Regions from separate parts of the Homo sapiens genome. Here region 2 is linked to region 1. The links are chromatin loops, found by intact Hi-C in ENCODE. Cell type or tissue: CD4-positive, alpha-beta T cell. All regions are shown on one strand.

The links. A loop is a pair of places that touch in the nucleus more often than their neighbours do. Peaks named below come from ENCODE experiments on the same cell type or tissue, not always from the same donor. Only the 100,000 strongest peaks of a DNase experiment are listed, where the experiment ranks them.
Region 2: it touches region 1 in a loop (5-fold over the local background); 5 of 110 quality-filtered maps call a loop at or near these places.

What each region holds. Positions count from the first base shown.
Region 1 is chr4:10,400,313-10,408,312 of GRCh38, reverse strand. It overlaps LOC107986260 (a long non-coding RNA gene), which reads right to left and starts at 4,421. Exons shown (of 3, transcript XR_001741594.2): 1 at 3,179-4,421; 2 at 1-131. In CD4-positive, alpha-beta T cell, CTCF peaks have their summits at 4,156 and 4,407 (motif pointing right); a DNase peak (open chromatin) is centred at 4,362.
Region 2 is chr4:9,699,377-9,707,376 of GRCh38, reverse strand. It overlaps the pseudogene FAM86MP and the pseudogene ALG1L3P. Among named protein-coding and RNA genes, the nearest start is that of DRD5, 78 kb to the left of the region's middle. RefSeq lists an enhancer at 3,863-3,922. In CD4-positive, alpha-beta T cell, CTCF peaks have their summits at 3,532 and 3,733 (motif pointing left); a DNase peak (open chromatin) is centred at 3,746.

The DNA.
Region 1 (8,000 bases):
TGAAATTCTGTAGGGATTTCTTCTGCCCACTGGTGCACATATACCTTAAGGCTTCCACCATTCTTCACTGTTTTCTCCTTTTTACCTCATATCTTCATGATATCATCAATATAATGGATCAGCATAATAGTCTGTGTCATATCCAGATGATAGAACAGCCATTAAAGTATATTGCTGGAAAAAGCATTAGAGTACAATTTCCTGGGACAAGACCCCGATTGTGTACCACTGTCTATCCCAGGCAGATGCAAAAGCTTTTGATCCTCCCTTCTGATGGGATTGAAAAGAACGCATTCACCAAATCAATGACCACATACTAGGTAGCAAAAGCTATGTCATAATTATCTGATAATTATGAAACCACAATAGTTATAATTAGGCTACCACGTGATGGAGTTGACAGTAGTTATATCAATCGTGAGCCATGTGGTTTTTTTCAGGAGCCAGACTGGCAAATGAAATGGAGATGTAACGGGGAACAGCAACCTTATCTCCTTAAAATCTTTGAGCTCAGCACTCCAATGACACTCCTTGCCATTCCACCCTACATAATATATTGATGTATATTTACTGTCTTGGCCTGGAGGTTGGGTAACTTCAGAGGGTTCCACGTAGCTGTTCTGATTACATAGGTGTACTCCACAGTTCAAGGACTTAGTGTGAGTGTTCTGCCAGTTACTAGGTATATCCATCCTGATCAATGCACTCAGGGATCAGGAAAATCAACACAGGTGAGTCCATGAACACACTGACGCCCTGTGAAATGGATTTAGGCCAGGACTCTGTTTGCCACCTGGCCTCTATTTACCTCCTCCAATCTAAGAAGGAAGCATGAAGGCATATTAGCCCTCATGGTTTTAGCATCCTCTTAGTCCCTATATCCAACTGCCCTTGAAAGATATGGGTATTTCCCTTCCCCCATTGTACAGATATGTTGATAAAAGGCTGTAAGTTCCTATGAGGAAGGACTGGGAAATTAACTAGTGAATATACTTGATGTCCTATTGCAGGGTCTTTCCTCAAGGAGATTCAGGCTTCTGTTGAATCAATGGCTCTGTTCTGGAAATTAAGAATCATGGTTTTTCACTGGGAAGGCTGATGTCAGTCTGAGTATTAGTGAATCTATTAGTACTTTTTGTTGGCTGTCCATTGACCTTGCCCCTAACAACTTGGCGGTGTGTTAACTATCACTATAGATTCCTACAGGTGAGGCCTCCTGGTTGTGATTCTGTCCTTGTTGCCTATTTCTACATGTGTCCACCTTGCCTCTGACAGTTTAAGCTGCCACCAGGCCCTCCTACTCCTAAAACCTATCCTTCTTCTTAACACTAAGCTGCCTGGTGCTAGAACAGCCTCCTGGACTGTCTGTCAATCTTGGCCACGGGGCATATCTGAGTTCCCTAGAAAATTACTTAACTATGTGCTTCTCAAAGTGAGAATAAATCAAGTAAGAATAGAACAAAGGCAGGATGAGGGAAATCCCTAGGTGTGGTGAAGGGTCGAAGCCCTGGAAGACATCTGTAATGCGCTCATCCCCATGCTTGCATCAGGGAGGGCAAGCCACTTTTCCCAATCCTTAGCATATCTTGAACTAAACTCACTTAAGTCCTATTTTCTACCACCACATTGGACTGACACTCTCTGAAAAGCTTGGAATTTTCCCCACAACCGACTTTAATTCTGAACTCTCTCAAGCAATTTAGACATTCTGGCCTGAACTGTCAGCTGTCACCTCTTGAGCCTCATTGTTTGAGAAGCAAGGCACATGGCTGTGCTCAGTAAGAAATGCATCTGGCAATTTTGCAACATACCACACCTACTGGATGTAGTCAAGGTAGGGCTGGCTGCAAGATAAACACAGGATGTTCAGTTAAATCTGAATTTCAGATCAACTACTTTTTCTAGTATGTTCTAAATAAGTACATTCTAAATATTGCATGGGACATGGTCTATCAAAGGAAAACTCCATTCTTTATCTGAAGTTCAGACTTACCTGAGCATCTACTTTTTTTTTTTTTTTTTTTTTTTTTTTTTTTTTTTTTTGGAGATGGAGTCTTACTCTGTTGCCCAGGCTGGAGTGCAGTGGCGCAATCTCTGCTCACTGCAACCTCTGCCTCCTGGGTTCAAGCGATTCTCCTGCCTCAGCCTCATGAGTAACTGGGATTACAGGCACACACCACCACGCCTGGCTAATTTTTGTATTTTTAGTAGAGACGGAGTTTCACCATGTTGGTCAGGCTGGTTTCAAACTCCTGACCTCGTGATCCACCCACCTTGGCCTCCCAAAGTTCTGGGATTATAGGCATGAGCCACCACGCCCAGCCGAGCATCTGTATTTTTATTTGCTAACTCTAGAAACCCAAACTGGGAGTGGCTTCAGTACACACAGTTTTGAGGCAACATTGAAGCAAACAAATAACATTGAAGCAAACGGTTTTGTCAGAGGCATTTAAACCAGAGCAACTCCATCTTAAATAGGAGCTGGGTAAAATAAGGCTGAGACCTACTGGCTGCATTCCAGATGGATAAGGTTGAGGCATTCTAAGTCACGGGATAAGATAGGAGGTTGTCACAAGATACAGGTCATAAAGACCTCGCTGATAGAACAGCTTGCAGTAAAGAAGCCGGCCAAAACCCGCCAAAACCCGCCAAAACCCACCAAAACCAAAATGGCAACAAGAGTGACCTCTGCTCATCCCTAGGTGTGGTGAAGGGTCGAAGCCCTGGAAGACATCTGTAATGCGCTCACCCCCATGCTTGCATCAGGGAGGGCAAGCCACTTTTCCCAATCCTTAGCATATCTTGAACTAAACTCACTTAAGTCCTATTTTCTACCACCACATTGGACTGACACTCTCTGAAAAGCTTGGAATTTTCTGCTCATCCTCACTGCTACACTGTGTGTTGCCAGATTCTGTACAAATTTGGTATACAGCTTAACAAGCAAAGAACTGTAATAATACAGTTATAGCTCCTCACCCCCGCCATCCCCAAAAGAAGATAGGTTTGGTTTTCTATGGTTCATATAACCCCTAAGCAGTGGAAATGTGGGACGAGATCCCATGCATTTACATTCTAGTCATGTTAGGGTTCCCGAGAGAAACAGGACCAATAGAATATAGATAGATGGATGCTAGATATATGAATACATATACAGAAAGATGAGAGATTGACTCACAATTGTAGAGACCAAGAAGTCCCATGATCTGCCATCTGCAGCCTGGAGCCCTAGGAAAGCCAGTGGTGATTCAGCCTGGGTTCAAAAGCCTAAGAACCAAAGGAGCCACTAAGCAAAGAAGGTGGATATCCCAGTACAAGAAGAGAGCAAATTTGCTTTTCTTCTTTTTGTTCTATTCAAGCTCTCACGAAATTCGATAATGCCAACCCACATTGGTGAGGATGATCTTTATTCAGTCTGCTGGTTCAAATGCTAATCTCTTCCAGAAAGATCTTACAAGTAACATCCAACTGGCCACCTGGGCATCTCTTAGCCGTAGCAATTAACCATCACGCTAGTTCTGTCATTCATTGGCCACATGACCTTGAATACACTTAGCCCCTCTCTGTGCCTGTTTCCTCATCTATAAAATGAGAATACTAAAAGTTCCCACCTCATGGAGTTGATATAAAAATTAAATGAGTTAACACATGTAACACACAGAGCCACACCTGGTGCATAAAGTCTCATTGAAAGGTAGTTGTTACTGTTGTTGATCTGTGTTTACACTCTGCTGAAGTTGAAAAATCTCATCACCTGACTCCTTTCACTTCCTTGCTTCAAATCTATTTGGGAGAATGGGGCTAATGTGGAGTTTATTCCAAAGGTGCTAGTGAATTTTTAATCAACTTCCTTTATTTCTTCCCAGTCTGAGTTTCAAAAGCAGCAGCTAATATTTGTTAAGTACTAACAGGTACTGTCCTAAAAACAAGACATAGCTCATTTCACTAAATCTCCCAACAATCTAAGAGGTTTCCACCATTATTATCCCAATGTTATACATGCCGGGACTTCGCCTCGGCACCCAGCTAGGAAGTGGGCATGCTCAGGGTTGCCTCCAGGCCAGTGTTTCCCCCAGGGCTGCTAACTATGATCCTACTATTAGTTCTCCTCATACCATCCCTTCTTTTCACCATGAGGCTTATTCAAATCCCACCTGACCTGTAAAGTTGAGCTCTACCCTTTCATATAAGTCAGAGTGGCCTCTGCAAGGCTATTTTGACCTTTTTGTTTTTATATTCTGCGTCTTTTCACTTGGAAAGTGAGGTCAAAGGGACAAGAAATAAAGCAAGCAAACTTTTGTTATTTTGAAGGAAACACCTTCCTCCTGGAAATCTAATACCTCCTATTTCCCAGATCTGTGCAGCAGATGGCAGTGTTCAATTAGTCAAAATAAAGTTCTAGCCTATGGACTTGCTGTTTAGTTCTAAATTGCTCCATGACCCCTCAGTGCTTCCTGGTGGTACTTTATAAACTGTCAGCTATTTTAAATAGTATCACTGTATTATCAAAGTCACCCAGAGTGCCAGGGGAGATGTGAATTAACTTCACAGTAGTGACAGGAAACTCAAAGTCGAGTGCAATATTGAAAGTCGCAGAAGCAGTAAGTGGCTGACCCAGAACCCAGGTCTTCTGGGTTCAGTGTTAGCACATCACACCTCTGTGAATTAAAGGAGTTTTAAAGATGATGGGGATGTTTATTTCAATCTTCCTCCTACATGAGAAACTCTTGTCCACTGGGCCACGCCCCTGTCCAGCCTTCCGCCCTACCTCCCATTATATGTTCTATGTTGCTATACTATCTCAAAACAACTATTCTAAAGCTAGTTTAATGACATTAGGTGTATTCAAGCAGAAAATATAAAGGAGGGAGAAATTAAGTCCTGTGATATCAGTCTCTCTAGGCATTAACCCAACAGGGTTATTTTTTGAGAGCTTTTATGAAATCAATTCTATTTATCTATTGGTAATTTACCAATATCCTTTTGCACTTTTAAGTGGTTGCTCTAGGAGTGACACTATCTGTGCTTAACTTTTTACAATCTACTTAGAGTTGATATTTAGGCCCATTACAAAATATGTAGAAATCTTGTAAATATGTATTCATTTATCTACCACTATCTTTTTTGATATATTTATTATGTGTATAATATCAATATACATTATAAACCTCATAGGACAATAATAATTTTTGCTTTAAAGAGTATTGTGTATCTTAAAGGAAGAGGAAAAGGTCTTTACCATTTAGTTGTCAATTAAGAATAACAATCTAATTACCCATATACTTACCATTTCCAATGATGCCATTCCTTCCTGAAGATTCAAGTTTTCCTCTGGTATTCTTTCCCTTCAACCTGAAGAAACTACGCTGGCATTTCTTATAGTATGGGGATGCTGACAACAAATTCTCAGTTCTCTTTTATCTGGTAATGTCCTTATTTCATCTGGAAGGACAATTTTGCTAGATATGGAATTCTGGATTGACAGTTGTTTTTTCAACACTTTAAAACACTGTTTACTTCTCTTTTGGCCCCCATAGTTTCTGATTAGAAGTTGGTAGTAGTTTTAATTATTGCTCCCTATATATTGCATGTTTTTCTCTGTATGATTACATCTATCCTTGGCGTTCCCCAGTCTAAGATGTGCCTTGCCATGATTTTCATGTGTTTATCCTATTTAGGGTTTGCTGAGCTTCTTAGATCTGTACAGTTATATCTTTCCCTAAATTTGAAAATGTTTCTGTTGTCATTTCTTCAAATATTTTTACCTGCAATTCTCTGTTCTTTCTCTTTAGAATTCCTGTTACCTAGATATTAGCTTTTTCAATATTGTTCCACAAGTTCCCGAGGCTCTTCATTTTTCCAATATTTTTCCCTGTTCTTCAGGTTCGATAAATTCTATCATTCTATCCTAGAAGCTATCAACTCCTATTGCTTACAGGAGTTTTCTTTTTCTCTGGAAGCTTTACCAGGTCTTCAATTCTATGGAAAAGTCTTGACCCCTTGACCCATCATGGGCCCAGGCCATTATGCTGCTGTCAGGAGCTATTTCCAAAGACCTCATTGACTCATATCAGGAGAAAACCAAACCAAGTACCAAATTAATACATAGCAGAAGCTATTCACAAACTTAAAGATGACCTACAAGTTCATTCTCAAGGAGATCACAGTCATGACTGCAGCAGTTTCCCAATTACAGAGCCTCTCAAGTGCCTTATTTCCACTGGGCAGTGAAAAAGAAAACCTTGAGTTCACATAATCTAGTATACTTGCCACCTCTTCATTTAAATGGTCTCTTTACTTAGCTCAGTTGCTGCTTTGATAACTCAGTGAATTCTCACTCTTACAGAGTTTGACCTCTTCAAGTTCTCCAAAAGAGAATCTGAAGACTCCAATGAAATGTCCATAAGATCCTGGTGATGGGGATGGGAGACACAAGATCTTTGCACCCTCCATGGTCTTGCTCTGGATTCTCCCTTTACAACAGACTAGTAGGACTGGGCTGCTCTCTGGACTCAGAAGAGTGATTCATCCAGTTTAGATTTTGGGGAGAATATATGGTTCCAGAAATTTTCTGTTTGAAGGCCCCTGTAACTAATGGCATTCCACTTCTCATTGAGCCTCTGTCAGCGCACTTTCTAAGCATTTTAGTGCCCCATTATGGCCAAGCATTCTCTCAAGCTCACCCATTTCCTACCTTTAGCCATCACTTAGCATTATATGAGAAGTAGGTGCATGTGATGTTTCTTCTAGTGTTTATAGCCTATGCTAGAAGTCTTATGGAGGTGAGTCACTTCTAGTGGTCCTCCTTTTAGGTCCCTGATCAATCTGGCCCAGTTATTCTCCACTGCCCTTGAGTCCATGTATATTCTTACTTCAGGCCACTTATGTCTTTAACCAGGTATATCACCCAATTCTCTGCTCCACTGTTTTTCAGGCCACCTCTGAGCAGGGGTCTCAGGGCTGCAGAAGTCTATTTGTAATTGGTACCCACATACCAAGCCAAATTATCCAAAGGGTGAGTTTTTTTTTCCTCTATTAGCTGGTTACAGGGAATCCCTCCCCACCCCAGTCCCCAGAGAGCTGTATGAGCTACTCTATAGACTATTAAAAGGAATTATACTGGAAGGAGAACTCCTGACACTGCCTCATCAGCAAACTGTGGTTGCTAGTCCACATTCTCCAGAGTCAGTATGAAATGTGGCCTATCAAAGTCTTGTGAGCCTGGATGTAAGAGAATCTAAACAAGACCCCTAGAGATCATGGCAGGCTACATGGTCATTTCAAGTACCACGATGCCATGTACCATGCTCAGTTTCTACTAGCATGTGGGCCTAGAGCAACTCATGCATTGGCATAAAAGGCAAGCACTGGGGATGGGTTCAGGTACTGTTAGTTTGCATCTGCATGCCTTCAAATAAAACTAAAGCAACAACCAGAACAACAACAACAAAAAAAAAAACCACAGGTGAGGTAGAGCAGATCTGAAGTGGCTAAGTAGTTTCTGGTCCATAGGATTACCAAAGTTAGAACTCAGGGATTGGGTTAAATAACATTAAATAAGGCTGAGAGAAATAGTGAGCTAGAAGATGGAGCTGAAGAAATTGCAGTGTAAAGACAGATCAAAACAGGAGAGAGACTTTGGGAAACATGGAAGACTGAGTAAGAGTGTCTTTAAATGTCTATTTGGAGTTAAACAGCTTAAAACACAGGGCAAAGGCAATACTATTTGAGACTGAAGAGATAATTACCAAAAATTCTCAAAACTAAAAAAAAAACAAAACACCAATCCAGACTTGTGAAGCTTAACCAAATCCCAAGCCAAATAATAAAATAGAAGTTAGCGGGCTGGGCGCAGTGGCTCATGCCTGCAATCCCAGCACTTTGGGAGGCCAAGGTGGGTGGATCATGAGGTCAGGAGTTCGAGACCAGCCTGACCAACGTGGTGAAACCCCATCTCTACTAAAAATACAAAAATCAGCTGGGCATGGTGGTGTGCACCT
Region 2 (8,000 bases), 700 kb after region 1:
CCTGCAGGAGGGCTGGGCCTGGGGTTGGGGCCACTGTTGCCCAGGTGTGGGAGGGCAGTGGCTTTGGGAGGTACAAGGATGATGTGTCAAACAGCGTCGCCTCTCCCAGTGAGATGGTTCTCCTTTGCCTCCGTCTCTTTCCCCATTGATTCCTCCAAGTGGGGAGTCGTGTCTTGGTCCTGATGCGTCTCTAGAGCTGCATCTTCCGGCTTTGAGTGAGCAGAGCAGTTGGAGGCTGAGGGCCTTTTCCTGGCAGGACTCTCCAGCTAGTCTTTGTTTTAGACAGTCTCGCTGCATTGCCTAGGCTGGAGTGCACGATCTCAGTTCATGCAACCTCTGCCTCCTGGGTTCAAGTGATTCTCCCACCTCAGCCTCCTGAGTAGATTACAGGATTACAGGAGCCCACCACAACACCTGGCTTATTTTTGTATTTTTAGTAGAAACAGGGTTTCACCGTGTTGGCCAGGCTGGTCTTGAACTCCTGACCTTAAGTGATCCTCCTGCCTTGGCCTCCCTAAGTGCTGGGATTCCAGGCATGACCCATCATGCCTGGCCCCAGCTAGTCTTTAGAAATGTTAAGCTATATGGCTTTATTTTCACAGTGACAGCTGGTTTGTGGTGGGTGTGCTGTGGTTTATTATTATTATTAGTATTAGTATTAGTATTAGTATTATTAGTATTTTGAGATGGAGTTTCACTCTTGTAGCCCAGGCTGGAGTGCAATGGCATGATCTTGTCTCACTGCAACCTCTGCCTTCCCAGGTTCAAGCGATTCTCCTGCCTCAGCCTCCTGAGTAGCTGGGATTGGAGGCACCTGCCACGACGCTTCGCTAATTTTGTATTTTTTTAGTAGAGATGGGGTTTCACCATATTGGCCAGGCTGGTCTTGAACTCCTGACCTCAGGTGATCCACCCGCCTTGGCCTCCCAAAATGCTGGGATTACAGGTGGGAGGTGAACTTGGGAGGTGGAGGTTGCAGTGAGCTGAGATTGTGCCACTGCACTCCAGCCTGGGTGACAGAGTGAGACTCTGTCTCAAAACAAGACAAAACAAAACAACAACAACAAAACCAAATTGTGGTTATGTAGAAAAAGTGTCAACTTATGTTTTCAGATGTCCCAGCCAGGCCGTGTGGCTGCTTGGCCAGCTTAAGCCACTTGTGCTTGGTGATATTGGGGGCCTTATGAGATTTTCACTCCCCTCCGGGGATGTTCCCTCACTGTGCTGGGAGGATTTGTGTTCCCAAGGCAGAGACCAGCGCTCTGACCGCACCCCTCTTGCCTAGCATGGTCGGTGGACCTGGGTGTCTGTCTGCACATGTCCTCCAGTGGCCTGGACCTGCCCATGAAGGTGGTGGACATGTTCGGGTGCTGTTTGCCTGTGTGTGCCATGAACTTCAAGTGGTAGGAGCAGAACCCGAATCTTTCTGGGGATAGCTTCACAAATCCACCGCTGAGGGGGAAGCAGTGCAGAGCGAGATGCCCACAGTGAGGCCCTGTCCCTCGGTCAGTCCAGCACACACTGGAGGCCAGGAGGAGGAGCCCTGCATTTGCTGTGGCTGGGCTGAGCCTCATTGAAGTAGTTGCTTCCATTTAGAGCTCATGTTATATTTAGGTTGGTGCAAAAGTAATCACGGTTTTTGCCATTAAAAATGACAATTACTTTTGCACCAACCTAATATGAAAAAAAAAGCATCTTAAATACTAGAACTCCACTCGGGGCTTTTGCTCCTGGAGTAGAATTGGCGGGAATTGCCTGCAGGCTTACATGGTTTTCTTTGTTGTTTTCTCTCCCACCATGTCCCTTTTGGCCAAGCTTACGTGGTGGGTTTGAATCAGTTGAATGAGTGTCATGCTGTGGCCTCACTCCACCCAGCATAGACGGGTGTTTGGAAGGGTGGCACTAGAGGAGATTCTAGAAGCAGTAGCCTCAGCACAAGTTGAGCCCTTGGCCCCTGCTCAGGAGCCGGCCCCTGGATGGGATTCAGGGATGTGAGCCCCTCGTGTGATCTGAGCTCAGGGAATGTCAGGATCAAACCTGGTGCCCTAGAAAAGTCATCTTTTATGTGCTGAGCCAGTCTCCAGGGGGTTGCCTTTACTTATTCCATGGCCATGGAATTAAGAAAAACATGCAAAAATAATTCTTCAGTCCTTGAAGAGCATGCAGCACAGAAGGTACAAACCCTCCTTAAGGCTCCCTCCTCAAATCGCTTTGGCCATTTTGATGTGCACCAGCGCCCCCCCCAGGCCTTTGTACCCTCAGATGCCAAGTCTAAGAACCAGCTCCTGGAAACCACACCCCCCTGTTCCAACCCCCAGCCTGGCTTGAGCGTGGGGTGGGTGGGAGCCCTGGTGGGCACCACAGCGGTCTGGTATCTTCTCCAGGCAGCTCTCAGGCTCCCTTGGTTCTCTCTGCAGTTTACATGAGCTGGTGAAACATGAAGAAAACGGCCTGGTCCTTGAGGACTCAGAGGAACTGGCAGCTCAGCTGCAGGTAGCCACGTCTGCCACCACGCCCGGGTGGGCAGGGTTCTGGAGACTGGCACCGAGCCACGCTCCCTGATCCCTGCTTCTCACAGCCAGGGTGGGACCATGTGGGGTCTGGTGGAAAAGCTAGGGAGGGAGCAGAGGTCACAGATGCTGGCCCTCTCTGCTGCCCAGTTTTGGTACAGTAGGCTCGGGAAAGTTAGGACACACCCCCTCCTGCCCTCTGGATTTATGGAGCTGACACTCCACAAATGATGCTGGAGCCGGGTGGGTCGGGCTGCAGTTTAGGAAGTGATCAGGATCAGGTAGGTGTGTAGGTAAAGGGAGCTTCTGGGACCAGCCTTGAAAGATGGGCGGAATTCTGCAAAGGTTACTTGTTTCTTATTGCTAAAAGTAATACATCATTCTTGCCAACAGAGTGACTGGGAGGATTTTCAGTAAAGGTCCAGGTCGGAAGTCATTTAGACTGGGTGCCCCAGTCTCTGTCACAACCATGGTACTCTGTTGTGGTGTGAAAGTAGCCACAGATCGTCTGTAGATTAAGGGGTGTGGTTTTGTTCCAATAAAACTTTATTTAGAAACACAGGCTGTGGGCTGGATTTGGCCTGCAGGCTGTAGTTTGTGATCCTTGATTCAGACAGTTTAGCAAGGCTGAAAAGAACACCGACAGCCACTCATTACCCACAGATGGGTGGGACTGTGTTGGCCAGAGGCCGAGAGGAGGGTGCTCACAGGGGAACGTACAGCATGTAGAGGCCGGAAGGTGCTCCAGGGCACCAAGTGTGGGAAAGTGGGACATACAGGTAAGTTTCCAGGGGAAGTTTCCGGAAAGCATAATGTCAAGTTGGAGGCGGAGCACTGCTGGGGCGTGAAGGGTCTTGAGTTCAAGTGAGGGAGTTAGGGGCTTGGGAGGGGTTGTTATTGGGTCGGGGACCTGGGGTCATCCAGGTGGTGACCTGGGATGGGGTTGGGACAGGCAATGAGGTAAGCTCTGCTCTTTATTTTTTTGCAGATGCTTTTCTCAAACTTTCCTGACCCTGAGGGCAAGCTAAACCAGTTCCGGAAGAACCTGCGGGAGTCGCAGAAGCTCCGATGGGATGAGAGCTGGGTGCAGACTGTGCTCCCTTTGGTTATGGACACAGAACTCCTGGGCCAGAGGCTAAAACCCCAGGGCCCCTGCTGTCCTTCCCGCAGCTTCTTCTCGGAGTCTCAGGGCAAATCCTTTCGAGTAGCGCCTCCCAGTGGCCAGAAGCTGATATGACGGCAGTGGTGCCGCCTGGTGAATGAATTGGTTCTGTGACCGGGGAAGCTGTGGTTGGCCCTGATTTCTTCTCTGGAGGCTCAGAAACGCTTCCTGTCTTCTTCTGTTCTTCACGCCCCATGCTCCTGCTAGAGTATTACTGTTCTGTGACTTCCCTGTGACCTCTGCAGTACTCCTTAGCCTGCGTTTGGTCTCCAGGTGCCACCTTTCTGCCGTGTTCCTAACATGTTGATTCCTGTCTTGAAAAAAGCACCTGCTGCACCATAAGCCCAGGGATGTGACAGCTGCAGCGGGCTTGGCTTTGTGAGGAACCGAGTGTGTCCACGTTGGGGGAACATCATACTTGATACACACGTTTTTATTTGCACAAAGAAATTGCTATTTTCGGAGCCAGAATTTTCATGTCTGATTTATGGTGATTTTCTTAAGAACCAGAACTGCTGGCAGAAAGGGGGCACCCACACGCTTAGATAGCCGATGTCTTATTAGAGGGCACTTTGTGGTTCCTGATTTGGAAATTAACACTCTCCAAACATTCCAGTCCAATGAAAGTTTTATCCGCTTTCCCATATAAAAATTCTTCCCACGAGAGTGACTTGATTCTCACGATCCTGTTGGAGTCGTGTGTGAGTCCTACAGTGTGAGGTTCAGCATTGCCATCTCCAAGTGCTCTCCTTAGGGAAACAGTTTCTGGTCATGATGAGCTTCCGCTTCCCATGTGATCCTGGCCCGGCCTGGAAACAGAACACGTGTTTGAGGATGGCGGTGTTTGGGGACAGGACATGAGCATTTTGTGTGGGGCTGCTAGGACAGGCCTGGCGGGGTGGGGGGTGTCCAAGTCAGTTTACTTGGTTCACAGGTTCCCAGGCCCACCCAGGTGCCTAGAATTGGCCTCCAGGATGGGACAAGAAATCTGGTTTTGCATAGAAATGGCTAGCAGCAGGCACCGTGCTGCTGTCCACTCTCTGCCTGCGTCCATCCTAGCACTTGGCACAGCGGGACAGAAGCAGAGATCTGAACCCACATCTACCTGGCTGCTCAGTCAACCCACTCTTCACAAAGCTTAGAAAGCCGCCGGGTACAGTGGCTTACGCCTGTAATCCCAACACTTTGGGAGGCCGAGGCGGGCGGATCACTTGAGGTCAGGAGTTCGAGACCAGCCTGGCCAACATGGTGAAACCCCATCTCTACAAAAATACAAAAATTAGCCAGGCATCATGGTGGGTGCCTGTAATCCCAGCTACTTGGGAGGCTGTGGTGGGAGAATTGCTTGAACCCAGGAGGCGGAGGTTGCAGTGAGCTGAGATTGTGCCACTGCACTCAACCGTGAGTGACAGAGTGAGACTCCATCTCAAAACAAACAAACAAACAAACAAAAAAAAAACCGCACACACCACACACACACACACACAAAGCTTAGAAGGGGCTGGTGTTCTCAGAAGCACAGATGTCTGAAGAGCCGTTAGCCAGAATGATTCTTTTTTTTTTTTTTTTGAGATACGATCTTGTTCTGTCACCCAGGCTGGAGTGCAGTGGCACAGTCATTGCTCACCACAGCCTCGACTCCTGGGCTCTAGCAATCCTCCCACTTCCTGAGTAGCTGGCATGACAGGTGCATGCCACCATGCCAGTAATTTTTTTGTTTTGTAGAGATGGGGTCCTGAACGCATGGCCTCAAGTGATGCTCCTGCCTCAGCCTCTTTTATTATTTTTTTTTAGACGGAGTTTTACTCTGTGCCCCAGGCTGGAGTGCAGTGGCGAAATCTCAGCTCACTGCAACGCCTCCCAGGTTCAAGTGATTCTCCTTCCTCAGCCTCCCGGGTAGCTGGGATTATAGGCGTGCACCACCATGCCTGGCTAATTTTTGTGTTTTTAGTAGAGATGGGGTTTCACCGTGTTGGCCAGGCTGGTCTTGAACTCTTGACCTCAAGTGATCCACTCACCTCAGCCTCCCAAAGCCTCAGCCTCTTACAGTGTTGGGATTACAGGTGTGAGACACTGTGACCTCGGATGATTTTCAATCACAGTTTTTTGTTACAAGTGGAAAATGCGTATTTTTAAAAATGAAGTAGAACAGACATGAACGTGTAGAAGTCTCTATAATCCTGCCAATGGCACCTGTTCACGTGTATATCAGGGATATACAATATTTTGGCCTCCATGGGCCACGTTGAAAGAAGAAGAATCGCCTTAGGCCACACATAAAATACACTAATGCTAGCGATAGCTGGTGAGCTAAAAGAAAAAAAATCACACAAACTCCTCATACTGTTCTAAGAAAGTTTACAGATTTGTGTTGGGCCGCAGGTTGGACAAGCCTGCTGTATATATATTCTAGGTTTTCCCCTATAGGTATACTTATGTGAAAATGATGATTGTGATAATTTTTTTTTGAGATGAAGTCTTGCTATGTTGCTCAAGGTGGCCACAAACTCCTGGGCTTAAGCCATCCTCCTGTCTCAGCCTCCTGAGTAGTTGGGAATATAGGTACTCAAAACCATGTGTGGGTGATTATTATTAGTTTTTAAACAAAAATGGGTCGGGGCGCAGTAGCTCACACCTGTAATCCTAACACTTTGGGAGGCTGAGGCAGCAGATCACTTGAGGTCAGGAGTTCAAGACCAGCCTGGCCAACATGGCGAAACCTCAACTCTACAAAAAATACAAAAATTAGCCAGGCGTGGTAGCACGCGCCTGTAGTCCCAGCTACCCAGGAGGCTGAGATGGGAGAATAGCTTGAACCTGGGAGTTGCGAGGTTGCAGTGGGCTGAGATGGCACCACTGCACTCCAGCCTGGGCAATGCGAAACCAGACTCTGTCTCAAAAAAAAAAAAAAAAAAAAGGTTGGTAGGGGCTTATGCTATGTGTGCTGTTTGGCACTTTTTTCACTTAAAAGATATTGCAGGTATTTTTTCATGTAAGTATCTGAAGAAAGACTTCCTGTTTTTTTTTTTGTTTTTTTTTGTTGTTTTTTTTTTTTTGCCTTTTTGAGACAGGGTCTTGCTCTGTTGCCTAGGCTGGAGTGCAGTGGTGAGATGAGGGCTCACTGCAGCCTCCACCTCCTGGGCTCAAGCCATCCTCCTACCTCAGCCTCCTGAGTAGCTGGGACTACAGGTGTGCGCAACCACACCTGGCTAGTTTCTGTATGTTTTGTGGAGATGGGGTCCCACTATGTTGCACAGGTTGGTCTTGAACTCCTGGCGTCAAGAAGTCCTCCTGCCTTAGCCTCCTAAAGTGCTGGGATGACAGGCCTGAGCCCCGCGCCCAGCCAGCCTCCTGTGCGACGTTTTGCGGGACTCTGTCGTGGAACCCAGTATGCCTTCGTGTGCTGGCTTGTTTGTTGGCTCTGTAGTTAACGGGCTGCCCCACGTGGGCAGGCATTGGATCATCCGTGTCTCTGTGTGCAGGCAGAGGCTGCTGCAGGTGCATCTGTGCACATGGCTCCCAGGAGGGGCTGTGCTCAGGGGGAGCTGGAGCAGAGGCTGATGGCATTGGGGGGCTTGGGTGTAGTGTGGAGGCATGAGAGCCAGGTGGCCGGGCTGCAGTCTGCGGGAGTTCAGGGGTCGCTTGGCCTCTGTGTGTCCTAGTGTCTTTGTCAGTGAGATGGGACAAAGACAGCACACCCTCACAGGTGCTGGGGGCTGACAAATGTCAGGTCTGAGGACAGTTGCTGGCACACTACGGGGCCAGTTCCCCTTCTTTACAGTCATCCTGCTCGTCTTCCATCGACTGGGTGCTCAGGACAGTGGCATGGTGGATCCGCCTGTATAGCCTGTGCTCCAGCATCCTGCAGGCCACAGCTGTGTCCAGCCCTGAACCCGACTGCCTCTCCTGCCACCTCCATTTTATAGATGAGGAAACCGAGGCCCAAGGGCTTAGGGAACCCTGCTCTGAAGCACACAGTAGGGCTGCTGGGCTCAGACCTTCCCTCCCTGGGCTGAGCTGCCCTCCTGCTGCCGCAAGCCCTCCATGCCCCAAGCCCACCCTGCTCACTGTCCTCTGCCCGAGTTCCCCGCATGGTGTGGGAGTGTGGGGCATCCTAGCTTTTCCCCGGTGCCCAATTCTTTCACTTCCAATGGAGTCCTGCAGGGACAGCTCGGGGACCATGCAGGCGCAGGTGGACATGGAGGCTCACCTAGCTCGGTGGTGAACAGCTGGCACGTCTCTGGGTTGCGGACAGTGAAGGCCACATAGACCTCAGGAGCCCGCTGGTGCTCCCGGCAGGCAGCCAGCCTCCACAGGACCCTGACCAG